Linked DNA regions of Homo sapiens: region 1 is linked to region 2. Evidence: read pairs that join two places in POLR2A ChIA-PET (ENCODE). Cell type or tissue: Panc1. All regions are shown on one strand. Each heading gives the region's core, and the rest is flanking DNA. Links, peaks and the distances in the headings are about the cores only. Region 1 has its middle 180 kb from the start of PLEKHA5. Region 2 has its middle 36 kb from the start of AEBP2.

Region 1 (8,337 bases), core at 143-8,142, 460 kb before region 2:
ATCAAAAAGAAATTATTTAAAATGAAAGTTATATTTGAAATAAAACTCATACAAAGGAAACATCAAATGTTGAAATTAAAATCTCAATCAATGGGCTAAACTGAAAATAAAGCACAGTTGAAGAGAAGATTGATGAAACAGTACACACAGGCGCACACACAAGTGACCCAGAATAGAGCAGAGAGGACAGAGAGATGCAAAATATGGAGCTGTTAAGACGTATGGGAACTCGAATAATGAGGGCCAAGATGATTCTAATTAAAATTCCGGGAGAAAGAGATAGAAAACAAATAACAATACTGTGCCTGATCTAGAAAATAATCTAGTGAAATTAATTATAGGAATAAAATCCTTTGAGGCCGGGCACGGTGGCTCACGCCTATAATCCCAGCACTTGGGAGGCCAAGGCAGATGGATCACCTGAGGTCAGGAGTTTGAGACCGTCTGGCCAAAATGGTGATACCCCGTCTCTACTAAAAACACAAAAATTAGCCAGACATGGTGGCGCACGGCTGTAATCTCAGCTACTTGAGAGGCTAAGGCAGGAGAATCGCATGAATCCAGGAGGCAGAGGTTGCAGTGAGCTTAGATCATGCCACTGCACTCCAGCCTGGGCGACAGAGCGAGGTTCCTTCCATCTCAAAATAAAATAAAATAAAATAAAATAACTTAAAAATTAAATTAAAAAAATAAAAGCCTTTGAAATTTTGTCAATTAAGATACATAGTCACATGCTTTAAAGCTTTAAACATGCAATACTTCAGCTGAGGAGCATTTTACATTTTTTCAGAGATCATTCTCTGTGACTTGCAAAGTCCTAAAAATTACCTAATGGAGGCCGGGCACAGTGGCTCACGCCTGTAATCCCAGCACTTTGGGAGGCCAAGGCGGGCGGATCACATGGTGAAACTCAATGTCTACTAAAAATACAAAAATTAGCCAGGCGTGGTAGCATATGCCTGTAATCCCAGCTAGCTGGGAGGTTGAGGTAGGAAACGCTTGAACCTGGTAAACGGAGGTTGCAGTGAGCCGGGATTGCGCCACTGCACTCCAGCCTAGGGGACAGAGGGAGACTCCGTCTTAAAAAAGAAAGAAAGAAAGAAAGAAAATTACTTAATAGAATTCTAATATTTTTAGATTAAATAGGATTGGCAATCCCAAGAGTTGTTTTGGGTTTTCCTCCAAAATTTACTGTACAGATAGGTGATGGATTTAAAGGTCTCATAGTCAAAACCTTCAATGGGCACCTATCAATAGGTGGAGAAGAAGGAAGGGTGGTTATAGATAGAAAAGACAAAGGGAAGTGTAAATGCCATCAAAGCCGCTTTAGCATTTTATGCAGCAGTTCCAGAAAGAAATCTGGTGAAACTTTGTCTTCTACTAAAATTTTAAATGGCCTTGGAGCATTTAACAAATCTTTAAATTAAAATCTAACAACAGAAAAATTCTGCATATTTTTGTAGATTTAAAACAGCCCACATTTTTGTTACTCTTCACTAATCCTGTGAATGTACAGATCATATATTAGATTTATATTTAATATGCACAGGTATCATGTTTCATAACTCATCTCAATTAATCTTCCCCACCACCCAGTGATGTAGATGCTATTACTTCCCAGTTATTTTTAAAAATGAGGCTAAAGCTGAATGAGGTTAAGTATCTTTCCCGAAATTGCAAAGTTAGCAAAAAGAACATTTGTTAACATTTTAGGTTGTGTGATTTTTTTTTTAATGGTTATTGTGAAAATACTGTTCTTACGTGAACATTCAAAGCCAATCATTAGATGAAGTCACTTGGTGAAATCAGATGAAGATTTCTAGTTTCTAGATAACTTCCTCCCCATAAAGCTTTTCCTGAAGCTCCTGAAGTATTCAAATTAGCTTCCCTGCATTTTGCCACCTACGTGTTCCTCAAATCTCACTCTGATGAGGCTGTAATGAAATGAAAGAATGGAAAAGTGAGGCAGAAGCCAGGAGGAAGGGCAGCTCTGGGATTCTCTCAAAATAACAGTCATCAATAACCGAACTGCCTCTCATTAGCAGATAGGATATCAATCCTTATTGACTTTGCCTTTGTAGAAAATTCTGACGTGAGATTAGGGCTCTATTGATGTGGAAGCAAATAAAATATGACTCTAAGACTCTCGGGCCAGTGACAGATACCTTGCATGTGGTCCGGCATGCATCAGGCAATAGATTGCTATCTGAAATTGGGCAATAAATTGTTTCAAAAGAGATGAGTTTACTTTGAATTGTCAGGCACCTCACTAGCCAAAATAGCTGGTTTCAATAAGTGGAATTTGATGCAGGATCATCTCCATTCATTTTCATCTATGTTTCAAAGGTTACAGTCCCACTAAATAATATATCTCACAGCAAACACCAATGTTAATGTGATCGTTTCCTTCTGGGGTGACCTGATCCAAGTACCAGACAAAAAAACACCCATTGGGCACTAAAAGTAAATCCAGCATGAGGCAGAGTTCTTCCCTTTCATCTTCCACATTGGAATATTATTACAATTTTAATGATCTGCCTAGAATTTTTCATACACTCAGCTTCTTTTGAAGGAAGGACAGGAAACCTATTGAAACACACCAATCTCCTTGAAATGTCTATAGCTACAGAGCAGTGGGAATATATGCTTTGCTGTAAAGAAAGGAGAAAGAGTAAAGCAATCATAAATGTATCACTTTGATCTGTTATAGTATACTGCTTTTCCTTCAGAGAGAACAGGTATTTGTGTTCTAATATTATATTTTCAGTCACTACATTATTCTTTTAAGGTATTGAGAGTATCAAGAATTCCCCCCCAAAAAATTTCTGAGTATTATTTAATCTTTAGAACTTCGTGTGCAATCCAAAGCAATCATCTGATTTCCTTATAACTGGCCAAGCTGCTGTCACTTCTTCCTAAAGGGAAATTAAACGATTTTTTTAATGATTGAAACATCATTTACAAAGTTTGGAAGTCTTACTTATTTAAAATACAGGTTTTGGCAAAAAGCAGTTGGAAGTGCTAGGAGTTAAGGCAGGGATAATAGAGAAGGAACTAACCTTTGAGCAGTTACTATATACAAGGTGTCATGTTGGGTGCCTTCAAATGTTATCACATTGGAACTTCCCAGTAAGCCCTAACTCTCAGCTGTGTGGAAAGAAAATGTCCCAAACATCAACATCAAATAAGATTACTTGTCTGACAATCCATCAATTACCAAATTCATGTCACATTTTACTTTGCTCAACATTGGGATTATGATTTTTTTTAAGAGTCACTTTTCCCAGAGCTTCTTATTGTCCTCTTTCCAGTGATTAGTAAAACAAATCATTATCTTATCAATAAGATCACACAATTTTTTTTTTTTTACTTTTTTATGTTATTTTACTTTAAATTCTGGGATACATGAGCTGAACATGAAGGTTTGTTACATAGGTATACATGTGCCATGGTGATTTGCCGCACCCATCAACCCGTCATCTAGGTTTTAAGCCCCACATGCATTAGATATTTATCCTAATTCTCTCCCTCCCCTTGTCCCCCATGCCCTAATAGGCCCCAGTGTGTGATATTCCCCTCCCTGTGTCCATGTGTTCTCATTGTTCAGCTCCCACTTATGAGTGAGAACATGTGGTGTTTGGTTTTCTGTTCCTGTGTTAGTTTGCTGAAAATGATGGTTTCCAGCTTTATCCATGTCCCTGCAAAGGACATGAACTCATTCTTTTTTATGGCTACATAGTATTCCATGGTGTATATGTGCCACATTTTCTTTATCCAATCTATCACTGGTAGGCACTTGGCTTGGTTCCAAGTCTTTATTATTGTAAATAGTGCTGCAGTAAACATACGTGTGCATGTGTCTTTATAGTAGAATGATTTATAATCCTTTGGGTATATACCCAGTAATGGGATTGCTGGGTCAAATGGTATTTCTGGTTCTAGCTCCTTGAGGAATCACTACACTGTCTTCCACAATGGTTGAACTAATTTACACTCTAACCAACAGTGTAAAAGCATTCCTGTTTCTCCACATCCTCTCCAGCATCTGTTGTTTCCTGACTTTTTAATGATCGCCATTCTAACTGGCGTGAGATGGTATCTCATTGAAGATCACACAATTTCTTCACAACAATTTTTTTTTTTTTTTGAGATGGAGCCTCACTGTGTCACCCAGGTTGGAGTACCGTAGTGTGATCTGGGGTCACTGTGGCCTCCACCTTCTGAGCTCAAACTATTCTCATGCCTCAGCCTCCTGAGTAGCGGGGATTACAGGATCCTGCCACCACACCTGGCTAATTTTTTTTTTTTCTGTATTTTCAGTAGAGACTGGGCTTCACCATTTTGGCCAGGCTGGTCTCAAACTCCTAACCTCAAATGATCCACCCACCTCGGCCTCCCAAAGTGCTGGGATTACAGGCACGAGCCACTTCGCCTGGCCCTGACAATGAAATTCTGTAATACAATTTACTTTTTTTTTTAAAGACATTCTTTCTGGAATGTTGGGCTTCATGCTATAATTTGGATCATCCTAGGACTTTATCATATTACTAGACAAGTTTTAATATTTCTTGGATTCCATACCCTTCTTTTCTCATAGATTTATTTTTATTTCTTTAGATATATTCTCAAATAAATTTTTCATAAAGGATAAATGGGAGACAATTTTTTGTTTCTAGAAATGTTTTCTTGGACTGGAATAGAATTTTAGGATCAAATATTTCCCTTTATAACTTAAAGTAATTAAACTATTATTTTTTGTATCAAGTGATGTTGATTGGAAGTCTAAAACCAATATTATTTATTTTCCTTTATAGGTAAGAAGTTTTTCCTTTGAATAACTTTTTCTTCTTTGTATTCATCATCTTCTGAAATTCATCAGTGATATAGTTGGTGTAAGATGTTAAAAAATGTTATTCAACATGGCACTTCATAGTCCCTTTCAATCTTATCATTTATATATTTTGTCCATTCTGAGAAAAAATATTATTTTATCTTTTAGTCTCCTTTTTTCTCAATTTGCCCTTTTCGGTACTCCTTTTAAGATGTGTGCAGAAGCTCGTGGGTGGAGTCTCCATTTGTCTTAATTCATCTTTATTTCATCAATCTTATCTGTACTTACCAGGAACTTCTGCTTGTTCTCCGATAGCTCCCTTTCCATGGTGTCCTATTCTTAGTTTCGGTGCCTTCTTCACTTTTTTGGGAAAGTAAGCAGATTAAAGTGGATTGAGAAGGATGCCGATAGAAAGAAGATTGAGGCTATCAATTTGGATCTTTTATTTTTGCAGTTTTTCTGTGAACAATGGTAGAAAAATAAAATGGTAGCTAGAATTTGTAACCAAGTTAATGTGTTTTGTTTTGATTTTTTCACCCATAACAGGAAAGATTTGTGCATTTTTGAAAGCCAGTAGAAGGAATTAAGAGTCCTTAGAGTACGTGGATTCTGTCCCTCACCACACACACGTATACCCAGGGCTAGTATTTGGCCATTGCACAGGAGTACAGTCGAAACAATGATAAAATATCAAGTTACTTCCTTAATCATTGGAAAAGGCCATTGTCATAACTCCGCTGAGGGCTACACAACATGCCGGCTTCCCCGAAGCTGCCCCAGCATCTTCCCTGAGAACATCATAACGTTTCCTCAATTTAGAAGCTAAACGGTTATTCCTGGAACATCAGAGGGACTCCAGGGCTCTGTTCTCATGCTAAAGGAGGACTCCTTTTTGACGATTGAGTACCTATGCACATCAACTTCCCAAATTTCCACCTCCTGCACATAGATTCCCTTCAAGAACCATAGAAGTCTGGCTCAAGGAGTTTGGGATTGGCCCCACCAGGAGGCCACGCTCACACTGACCAGCATGCTGACCTGCCACCCACACCCATCATGGCTTTTACATGCTGCTTCCATCCTACATATGCCCAGCCAGAGCAGGCCTGTCCCCACTATGTGGGGAAGGGAGGCATCCCAAGTAGCAATCCTGGTAGCCTTCAAGGAAATGCCAAGTGCTTACTTGGCCCTCCCAAAGATATGACCAACTCCCACCAGCCAGGTATCACCCTTGGAAGATTGCAGTGGGACCCATATCTCTGTAGGACTTTCACTCTGAGAGCTCAGAGGAAATGAGGGAAGAGCAAATATACGGGTAATGTAGCTGCTGTACAAAGTGGCTGGGTGCTTGAGCTCTGGTGGCCTGGCTTCCAGAAGAAAAAATGGAAGGGGCCTGAGGGCAATCTGGGGTTTTAAAAAAAATAGCTGAGATGTATGTGGGCCCCTCTGTCCACCATCTCCATTGAATTTCACCTCCAGTTAGTGGTATGAGTTCATTGAAATTGATCAAATGCCCACTAGTCACAAGGTTTGAAGGATTTTTTTTTTTCAGTACAAATGACAGCATGTCTGAAGCACATAACAAAAATTTGAAAAGAAAAAGGCCAGATATACACATACTATATTTCAGTAACATAAAATTCTAAAACAGAAATAAATTATGGTGAGAAATTATATGGAAATGAGTGGCAAAACTATAAAGAAATACAAGTAAGAGATTATTACAAAGTCCAGAGAGTGGTTGCCTCTATGTGGGGAGAGGTATCAAGTGGTTTCTAATCATGTTCTATTTTTTGACCTAGGTAGTGGTTTCCTGGATATTTACTACATAATAGTTATTAAATTATACCCATATGTTTATGCATTTTTGTATGTACAATACATTAAACAATTTTTAAAAAGAAAAAATCAATGGTATTGGTTAGAAAAGTATTTTTGGTATAGAATAATATATAAAACATCTTGAGGTTTCCACCTTCTATCTATTGAAGAACAGCCATTGAAAGAAACAACCATGGCAGTGAGCTGCCCTGTGGCTGTGTGCTATCCATGGCACAGATACAATAGACATAACCTCAAGCATATAGATAACACTAGAATGTAGTAAAACCATTAAGAAGTGATAAGCCTTGAGTATTTATTACCTGTTTTTTTAAAATAAGTTGTTTAATTACAAGTTCATATAATTTAATGTTTAATTATGTCAATGTTTTACAACCAGTTCACAAAACTCCTGAAAAGTGAACAAGTGACTGGTAAGCCAGTGCAAGCCAGCTTCAGCACCCTCTAGCTATGGCCCTCAACGAGGGCCTTAATTAGGGTGAGACGAATATAAGCAAACCACAATCTGGTCTGGAACACCAAGTACATATGGGGCACAAGTGACTTATGCATTTAGCAATTGCATAGCACTTAAAAAGATACCAGATGCTGGTCTAAGCACTATACAAATGTTCACTCCAATGTACATGGCTTTGCCTGAACCAGATGCATGCAATGGAACTAACTACTCAAGGTCATTAAAGGTGGATGGTGTCTCAAGTTTAACAAGAAATGGGTCAGCCAGGCACAGTAGCTCATGTCTGTAATTCAATGCTCTGGGAGGCCGAGATGGGAGGATCACCTGAGGCCAGCCTGGGGAACAGAGTAAAACCTTGTCTTTATATTAAAAAAAAAAAGAAAAAAGAAAAAAAAGTGGATGAAGACTTACATCCCAACACTTATACTGTGCTGGTAGGAATGCAAATTAGTACAACTTCTATGAGAGTCCTTAATGAACTAAAAGTAGAACTACCATTTGATCCAGCAATCCCACTACTGGGTCTAACCAAAGGAAAAAAAACATTATGTGAAAAAGACACATGCACACTTATGTTTAGAGCAGCACAATTTCCAATTGCAAAGAAATGGAACCAACCTAAATGCCCATCAATCAATGAGTGAATAAAGAAATTGTGGTGTATACACAACATGGAATACTACTCGGCCATAAAAAAGAATGAAATAGTGTCTTTTCCAGCAACTTGGATGGAGCTGGAGGCCATTATTCTAAGTGAAGTAACTCAGGAATGGAAAACCAAATACCATATGTTCTCACTCATAAGTGGGAGCTAAGCTATGAGAACACAAAGATATATAGAGTGGTATAATGGACATTGGAGACTCAGAAGGGAGACGTTGAGAGAGGGCTAAGGGATAAAAAACTGCAAATTAGGTACAATGTACACTACTTGGGTGACAGGTGCACCAAAATCTCAGAATTCACTACTATAGCATTCATCCAGATAACCAAAACCCACTTGTGCCCCAAAAGCTATTGAAATAAAAAAATAAAAGTCTTACATCCTGGCCAAGGGCAGAGAAAATTTAGCACTGTGGTCAGAAATGGCTATGACTGGGATTCACTCCCAAGCATGGCCCCTAGTTAAGCCCACACAGAGTTAATTAAAGGATCCAGTTGGGCATGGGGGGGGAAAGGGTCACCTAAAAGGAATTTTTAAAAGTAA
Region 2 (8,337 bases), core at 62-8,061:
CTCTTACCAAAGGAGACTTGGACACAGAAGAGCCTCACATTTGTAAATGCTTTAAATCCTGATTTCCTTTTAGGTCACAAGTCTGTCTTCCCTTGCCAACTTCATACGTAATGCAATGGCATCAGCTTTTGGTGAAAGCTTGATTGATTCCTTCTTCTTCTTCTTTTTTTTTTTTTGAGACGGAGTTTTGCTCTTGTTGCCCAGGCTGGAGTGCAATGGCGCAATCTTGGCTCATCGCAACCTCTGCCTCCCAGGTTCAAGTGATTCTCCTGCCTCAGCCTCCTGAGTAGCTGGGATTACAGGCATGTGCCACCACACCCAGCTAATTTTTTTGTATTTTTAGTAGAGTCGGCGTTTCACCATGTTGGCCAGGCTGGTCTCAAACTCCTGACCTTGTAATCCGCCTGCCTCGGCCTCCCAAAGTGCTGGGATTATAGGTGTGAGCCACCACACCCGGCCGATTCCTTCTCTTTCAAAAGCAATCAAGAGAATGAAGCAATTAAACTTAATAACACACAGTAGAAAGAAAACAGCTTTGTTTGTGTTTCAGTCCTACCTTAGGAAGATCCTGTAGCTTTGCATTAATTTTAAAGAATTTTATGACAATAGTTATATTGGTTATTCGTATACTCCTAATTGAATCAACCTGTCCCAACAGTTCAAATTTTATGGAGTTAAAGTGTTCTTAAGTAATTAAATAGAAGGTTTCTTAGTAGGATATTTAAGGGCATTTCAAGTGAATAAGGCCAGCATTATAGATCTAAATTATGACTCGGGCTCATCTTACACATAGGCAAACATTAAGGACCTACTAGCCTACTTCTTCCTAAATTATACAGGGCAACAAATTGTTGTGATTCATTTTAATCAGTAGAGATTAATAAACTTCCTGAAATGGTTCTTTATAAGTTTTTAACTAACTCCCTCATTAAGATTTCCTTACTAATCGACCTGTAGATGTAATCAGTGCCTAGTCCTTTATGGCCTTACTAATATGCCAATGCTATGCTTGCTATATGAATATAGAGAAGACTTTTTGTATACTGATTGGAGCCAAACAGATAAAACCTAAGTTTTATTTCCAAATCTAATTTTGTGTGTGTGTGTGTGTGTGTGTGTGTGTGTGTGTTTTGAGACAGAGTCTCACTCTGTTGCCCAGGCTGGAGTGCAGTGGCGCAATCTTGGCTCACGGCAACCTCCGCCTCCCGAGTTCAATTGATTCTCCTGCCTCAGCCTCCCAAGTAGCTGGGATTACAGGCACCTACCACCACACCCAACTAACTTTTTTTTGGATTTTTAGTAGAGATGGGGTTTCACCATGTAGGCCAGGCTGGTCTCAAACACCTGCCCTCAGGTGATCCACTCACCTCGGCTGCCCAAAGTGCTGGGATTTCAGGCGTGAGCCACCGCGCCTGGCCTATTTTTTTTTTTTCTTTTTTGAGATGGAGTCTCGCTCTGTTGCCCAGAGTGCAGTGGCGCAATCTTGGCTCACTGCAACCTCTGCCTCCCGGGTTCAAGCATATCTTCTGCCTCAGCTTCCCGAGTAGCTGGGATTACAGGTGCGCACCACCCCACTGGCCAATTTTTAAATTTTTGGTAGAGACAGGGTTTCACCATGTTAGTCAGGCTGGTCTTGAACTCCTGACCTCGTGATCCGCTCTCCTTGGCCTCCCAAAGTGCTGGAATTACAGGCTTGAGCCACTGCGCCTGGCCTTCAACTATTTCTTTTAATTATTTTTGAATTTATTTTTTATTTGACTGACTTTTATTTATTTATTATTTATTTATTTATTTGAGACAGGGCCTCTGTCTCAAAATGGCATGATCTCAGCTCACCTCAACCTCTGCCTCCCAGTCTCAAACAATCCTCCTGTCTTAGCCTCCTGAGTAGCTGGGACTACAAGTGTGCATCCCCATGCCTCGTTACGTTTTGTGTTTTTTGTAGAGTCAGGGTTTCTCCATGTTGCCCAGGCATGTCTCAACTACTGGGATCAAGTGTCTGCCTGCCTCTGCCTCCTGAAGTGCCGAGATTACACTGAGATGACATGCCTGAGCCACTGCGTCCAACTGTGTTTTTGGTTTTGTTTTGTTTTGTTTTGTTTTGTTTTGTTTGAGACAGAGTCTTGCTTTGTCACCCAGGCTGGAGTGCAATGGCAATGGCACGATCTCAGCTCACTGCAAACTCCACCTCCCAGGTTCAAACGATTTTCCTGCCTCAGTCTCCCAAGTAGCTGGGACTACAGGAGACTGCCACCATGCCAGGCTAATTTTTTTTATTTTGGTTTGTTTGTTTTTTTGAGACAGAGTCTCGCTGTTACCCAGGCTGGAGTACAGTGGCACGATCTTGGCTCACTGCAACCTCCGCTTCCCGGGTTCAAGCGATTCTCCTGCCTCAGCCTTCCAAGTAGCTGGGACTACAGGAGGGTGCCACCAAGCCCAGTTAATTTTTGTATTTTTAGTAGAGATGAGGTTTCACTATATTAGCCAGGCTGGTCTCAAACTCCCGACCTCAGGTGATCTCCCGCCTCGGCCTCCCAAAGTGCTAGGATTACAGACATGAGCCACCATGCCCGGCCTGTTGTTGTGTTTTTGTTTGTTTGTTTGTTTTTCTATTTTCAAGATGAGGTCTTGCCATGTTGCCAAGACTCATCTCAAATTACTGGGGTCAAGTGATCCACCTGCCTCAGCCTCCTAAAGTGTTGGGATTACAAGTATGAACAACTGTGCCCAGCCAAGTTTTTAAATTTTATTTTTATTTCCCCCTTGAGGATGTCACTTTAATACTTACAGTTTACTGTCAGCTACCTTTGGCTCCGGGTGCTTTCAGTGATGCAGATTCTGTATGTGCTCCTTGGTTAAAGAGAATCTTTGTGCAATGGCTTCCTCAGATGCTGGTTGTAGTAGCAAGGTACAGGCTGTGTACATTGTTTCACTGTCTCTTGTGGGGCTGGAATAGCAGAGGTCTCACGAAGCTTACCTCATTCCCCAATGTGCACACTTAAAGAAGTTTTTCCCCCAGTATTTTATTCACTGGGTTGAACAGTTCAGGCTTCAAGCCAGTAGGAGTTACCCATGGGTAGAAACTGGCTGCAGCTAAAGCAGGTGGGTAAATGCAATACCCCAATGATTGGCAGAGGCCCCACTCTTGACAGAGGCAGCTGAGGAGGCTCTCAGCGAAACGCACTGTCTTTTCAGGGGGAAGAGAGGGAGCCACCTCAGCTCCCTTGCCAGGTCAGCAGGAAGCGGATCTACCTCCTAGTTACACTTCTGACCCAGCATTCCGACTGTTCTGGTGAGACAAGCACCTCTGTTCATCTGCAGGAATGCTGTTGTTCCACATAGAGAGGGACTGCGACTCTCCCTCTCATGCAAGCCTGAACCTGGATGGCACTCCTCCTGTGGGGTTGCAGTCACCCTATAGTGTTCCAGAAAGGTTGTCTACGAATGCACCTATGCCAAGTTCTCATGGGGGAAGGTCCAGCTATGTCTGCAGTGGTGGGAAAGGGAGAGGAGAAGTTCTCTTCTCCAAGACCCTTCATGAGTGCCAGGGATGCTTGACTATTGGGGTAGGGCCACAGACTTTCCTCACTGAGCCTACCACTGAACCTGTGGCTTTGCTGAAAGAAACTTCCCACAAGTGGAAATACTAGGAACTCAAGTCCTGCAGCCTGGTTTCTTTTGTCCCAGAGGGTGCTCCCTTAAGGTAGTACACTTCCCTTTCCCCTAGGAGTAGCAGTCCCTGAGGGCCAGACTACTGTGAATACTGCTCCTCTGGGTCTAGCTGCTCAGTGGGGCTGTCACACTCCAGATTGGTGCTGGGGAATGTCTGCAAGGGATCCAGAGATGTGACCTGTCCTCAAGTCTCCCAGCAGCAGGTACCAGCACCAGCTCTGATGGGGTCAGGAGGAGAGTGACACAGACTCTGAGATTTCCTTGGTTACAAATGGCTTAGTGTGTTGGCCTCCTCAAATGCCAGCTGTCGTAGTAATGTACTGGGCATGTGGACAGACTCAAGACCTCCTAGTTAGCCAAGGTGATGCAGGCAGTGGCAATAGCTGAGGTCACTCAAGTTTTCTCCTTCCTGAACACTGCGTTATTGTGTCTGCAAATGTACTGGGCTGCACTGGTTGGCCTCCAGCCAGGAATTGGTGCTTGCAAAAAGCGCCAGCTGTGGTGGTAGCAATGGAATTTGTGCTTGCCTTATGTCACCCAGGAGAAGTACTCTGGCCTCTCAGACCATGGGTAGGGCCATGGAGCTCCACTCCTAAATGTCCCAGTCCCTTGTGTTACACTATCTGTGCGGGTGGATTGGCAAAACCAGGTGGGGGCTGGGTCAGGCAAGTCCACCCTCCGGCTCCCCAGATGTAGGCACAAGCAGTGGCCTTAGTGGGGATCAGAGGGAAGTTTCCTGGCTGCTGGAGTAATGTTCCAGGGAAAAGCACAGCTGCCTCTGCTGCACGAAAGAATCTGCATGGGGAACCGAGGGTAGCAGGCGGCAGTAAGCCCCAAACAGCTCCCACCCGCAGTGTTCCACTAGCAACAGTTAGGTAGGTTCCAGGCAGCCTGCACTCAGAACTCAAAAATGCTCCAGGCCGGCGGGGCGCGGTGGCTCACGCCTGTAATCCCAGCACTTTGGGAGGCCAAGGCAGGCGGTTCACGGGTCAGGAGATCGAGACTATCCTGGCTAACACGGTGAAACCCCGTCTCTACTAAAAATACTAAAAATTAGCCAGGCGTGGTGGCTGGCGCTGTAGTCCCAGCTACTTGGAGGCTGAGGCAGGAGAATGGCGTGAACCCGGGAGGCGGAGGTTGAAATGAGCCAAGATCACGGTACTGCACTCCAGCCTGGGCGACAGAAGGAGACTCCGTTTCAAAAAAAAAGCTCCAGGCCATAAGCCTTCCTAGAGAGATAGCAACCCTGGCTTTCAGGCCACGCCCCTCCCAGCGTCCACCTGTAAAGCAAGGGCAACCAGCTCCTTCGCCGCACTTCCCGCTCGACCCTCGGTTCTGGACAACGGAGATCGTCCCCAGTCAAGGTGATTATATCGCAGATCTCACTTGGGAGCTTCTCTTAACCTGTGACCATCGCCTGAGTTAGCTGGCCGACTTCCCAGCGGTCCTTTGTGAGGTAGGATCAGGAATGGCTTCCCTCTGTCCCTGCGTGAGTCTGGGAGTGCGTGCAGAGCACTTCCCAGAGCCACTCTTTCTCACACATTCCCCATCACTCACTAAATCAGCAACAGCTGGGTAGGGTTAAGGCCTTCCCCTGTGGCCTGGGTTGCCCAGCTCTTTTAGGGCGTGTGTGGCATGGCGGCCATCGCGCTTCCTCTCAGGCTCTGAAAACTCAACAGTTTTCTACTTCACAGTGTAGGGTGCTACCCACTGCTTCTTTCAAAGGGTCTGTGGTTTTCTGTTAAGTTCCTGTGTTGCTTCTCGGAAAAATGTTCACAGTGTGAATCTCTACACACTATTCTGTCTTTCCAAGTGGGAGAGGCACGCTAACACCGGCTCCTATCCGCCATATTGGAAAAACAAGGTTTCAAAGATTTTCTGATTTACAACTGGTTAAGGAAGGGAAGCATTTATAAAGACTGGGTTCCGCAGAAAAGAACGTTGGGTCTGGCTCGTGGGTGTGGCTTTCTCCAGGCTCCTCAGGAAGAAATTTAGAACAAAGAATGCGGGAGAGTTGAGTTCTCAGTTCTCCCTTATCTGAGGTCTATGTGGCAGTGGATCCATTTGTTAGGGATCCATGTTTATGAAACGCAGGGCCATATGTTACGATATTATTTTTAGTTTCTATAGGGAACCAAACATCTCGTGATTCCAACTTCCTTGGCTACTCTTTTTTTTTTTTTTTTTTTTTTCAGACAAGGTCTCACTGTGTTGCCCAGGCTGGAGTGCAGTGGCGAGATCTGGACTCACTGCAACCTCTGCCTCCAGGGTTCAAGTGATTCTCCTGCCTCAAGCCTCCTGAGTAGCTGGGACTACAGGCATGCCCCACCACGCCCAGCTAATTTTTTGCCTTTTTAGTAGAGATGGGGTTTCACCATGTTGCCAAGGCTGTTCTGGAACTCAAGTGATCTGTCCGACTCGTCCTCCCAAAGTGCTGGGGTTACAGGCGTGAGCCACCTCGCCCAGTTGGCTATCGTTTTAGGCTACTATTACCTTCTTGCTTATCAAATTGCTTATTTACTTCTCAGCACTAGCTAGGTATCTGGAATTGTTATTTTTATTTTATTTACTTATTTTTTTTTTTGAGACGGAGTCTCGCTCTGTCGCCAGGCTGGAGTGCAGTGGCGCGATCTCGGCTCACTGCAACCTCTGACTCCGATTTCAAGCAATTCTCCTGCCTCAGCCTCCTGAGTAGCTGGGACTGACAGGCATGTACCACCATACCCAGCTAATTTTTGTATTTTTAGTACAGACAGGGTTTCACCATGTTGGTCAGGATGGTCTCCATCTCTTGACCTCGTGATCCGCCCACCTCACCCTCCCAAAGTCCTGGGATTACAGGCGTGATCCACTGCGCCCGGCTGGATTTGTTCTTAAAGAAATTCAAGATTTTCCTCTATTTTCATGCTTGTGGCAGGATGGTAGAGAGGTGGGAGGACTGGCAGGCCCCTAACAGGGGTTCCTGCTTCGTCTCACACCCCCATTATGAACATCCCTCACCAGAGGATACATTTATTAAAATCAATGAACCTATAAACCTACATTGATACTTTATCTTTTTTTTTGAGATGGAGTCTGTGTCCCCAGGCTGGAGTACAGTGGGCCATCTCAGCTCACTGCAACCTCCACCTCCCGAGTTCAAGTGATTCTCCTGTGTCAGCCTCCGGAGTAGCTGGGACTACAGATGTGCACCACCATGCCTGGCCAGTTTTTTTTTTTTTTTTCTTTTTTGAGACGGAGTCTCACTCCAGGCTGGAGTGCAGTGGTGCAATCTTGGCTCACTGCAACCTCTGCCTCCCGAGTCAAAGGACTCTCCTGCTTTAGCCTCCCAAGTAGCTGGGATTACAGGAGCCTGCCACCACGCCTGGCTAATTTTTGCATTTTTAGTAGAGATGGGGTTTCACCATATTGGCCAGGCTAGTCTCGAACTTCTGACCTCAAGTGATCCACTGCCTAGGGCTCCCAAAGTGCTGGGATTATAGGCATGAGCCACCACACCCAGCCTACATTGATACATCATTATCACCCAAAGTCCATAGTTTACATTAGGGCTCACTCTTGGCATCATACATTCTGTGGGTTTACAAAAATGTATAATGACATGCATCATGATTATATTATCATACAAAATAGTTTAACTGCACTAACAATCTTCAGATAAATAGACGCACACTTTGGGAGGCCCAGGTGGGTGGATTACCTGAGGTCAGGAGTTCGAGATCAGCCTGACCAATATGATGAAACCCCGTCTCTACTAAAAATACAGAAAATAGCCGAACGTGGTGGCATGCACCTGTAATCCCAGCTTACTCTGGAGGCTGAGACAGGAGAATTCGCTTGAACCCAGGAGGCGGAGGTTGCAGTGAGCTGAGATTGCGCCATTGCACTCCAGCCTGGGCAGCAAGAGCGAAACTCTGTCTCAAAAAAAAAAAAAAATTTTACTGAGGTCTATTTTATCAATTATTTCTCTCACGGATCTTGCCTTTGGTGTTCTATCTAAAAAGTGATCACCAAATTCAAGATCATCTGGATTTTCTCCTATGTTATCTTCTGTGAGCTTTATAGTTTTGCGTTTTACATTTAGGTCTGTGATCCATTTTGAACTAATTTTTGTGAAGGATGTAAGGTCTGTCTAGTTTCATATTTTGCATGTGGATGTCCAGTTGTTCAACAACATTTGTTGAAAAGACTATCTTTTCTCTATTGTATTACCTTTGCTCCTCTGTCAAAGAAATTTTTTACGTTTAAAAAAATGTAAAGATTGGGCATGGTGTCTCACACTTGTAATCTCGGCTACTCAGGAGGCTGAGACAGGAAGATTACTCAAGCCCAATAATTTGAGAACATTATGAACAACATAGCGAAACCCCATCTCTAACAACAAAAAAGAATTAGCCTGGCATGGTGCACACCTGTAGTCCCAGCTACTCCGGAGGCTAAGGTGGGAAGATTATTTGAGCCCAGAAGTTCAACGCAAGGTTGCAGTAAGCTATTGGTACCGCTGCACTTCAGCTCGGGTGACACAGAAAGACCCCATCTCTTTTTTCTTTTTTCTTTTTTTTTTCTTTTGAGATGGAGTCTGGGTCTGTAGCCCGGGCGCAATCTTGGCTCACTGCAACCTCCACCTCCCAGGTCCCAGCTCAAGCAATTCTCCTGCCTCAGCCT

Evidence for each region. ChIA-PET counts read pairs that join two places held together with the same protein. Peaks named below come from ENCODE experiments on the same cell type or tissue, not always from the same donor. Only the 100,000 strongest peaks of a DNase experiment are listed, where the experiment ranks them.
Region 1: POLR2A ChIA-PET joins it to region 2 with 5 read pairs; 2 of 35 experiments call an interaction of 5 or more read pairs at or near these places.

The regions. Positions count from the first base shown.
Region 1 is chr12:18,941,183-18,949,519 of GRCh38, forward strand. No RefSeq gene overlaps it. Among named protein-coding and RNA genes, the nearest start is that of PLEKHA5, 180 kb to the right of the region's middle. In Panc1, for the core only: no CTCF peak of the experiment used is centred there; no DNase peak of the experiment used is centred there.
Region 2 is chr12:19,399,089-19,407,425 of GRCh38, forward strand. It overlaps a transcript of AEBP2 not described here. Among named protein-coding and RNA genes, the nearest start is that of AEBP2, 36 kb to the right of the region's middle. In Panc1, for the core only: no CTCF peak of the experiment used is centred there; a DNase peak (open chromatin) is centred at 4,115.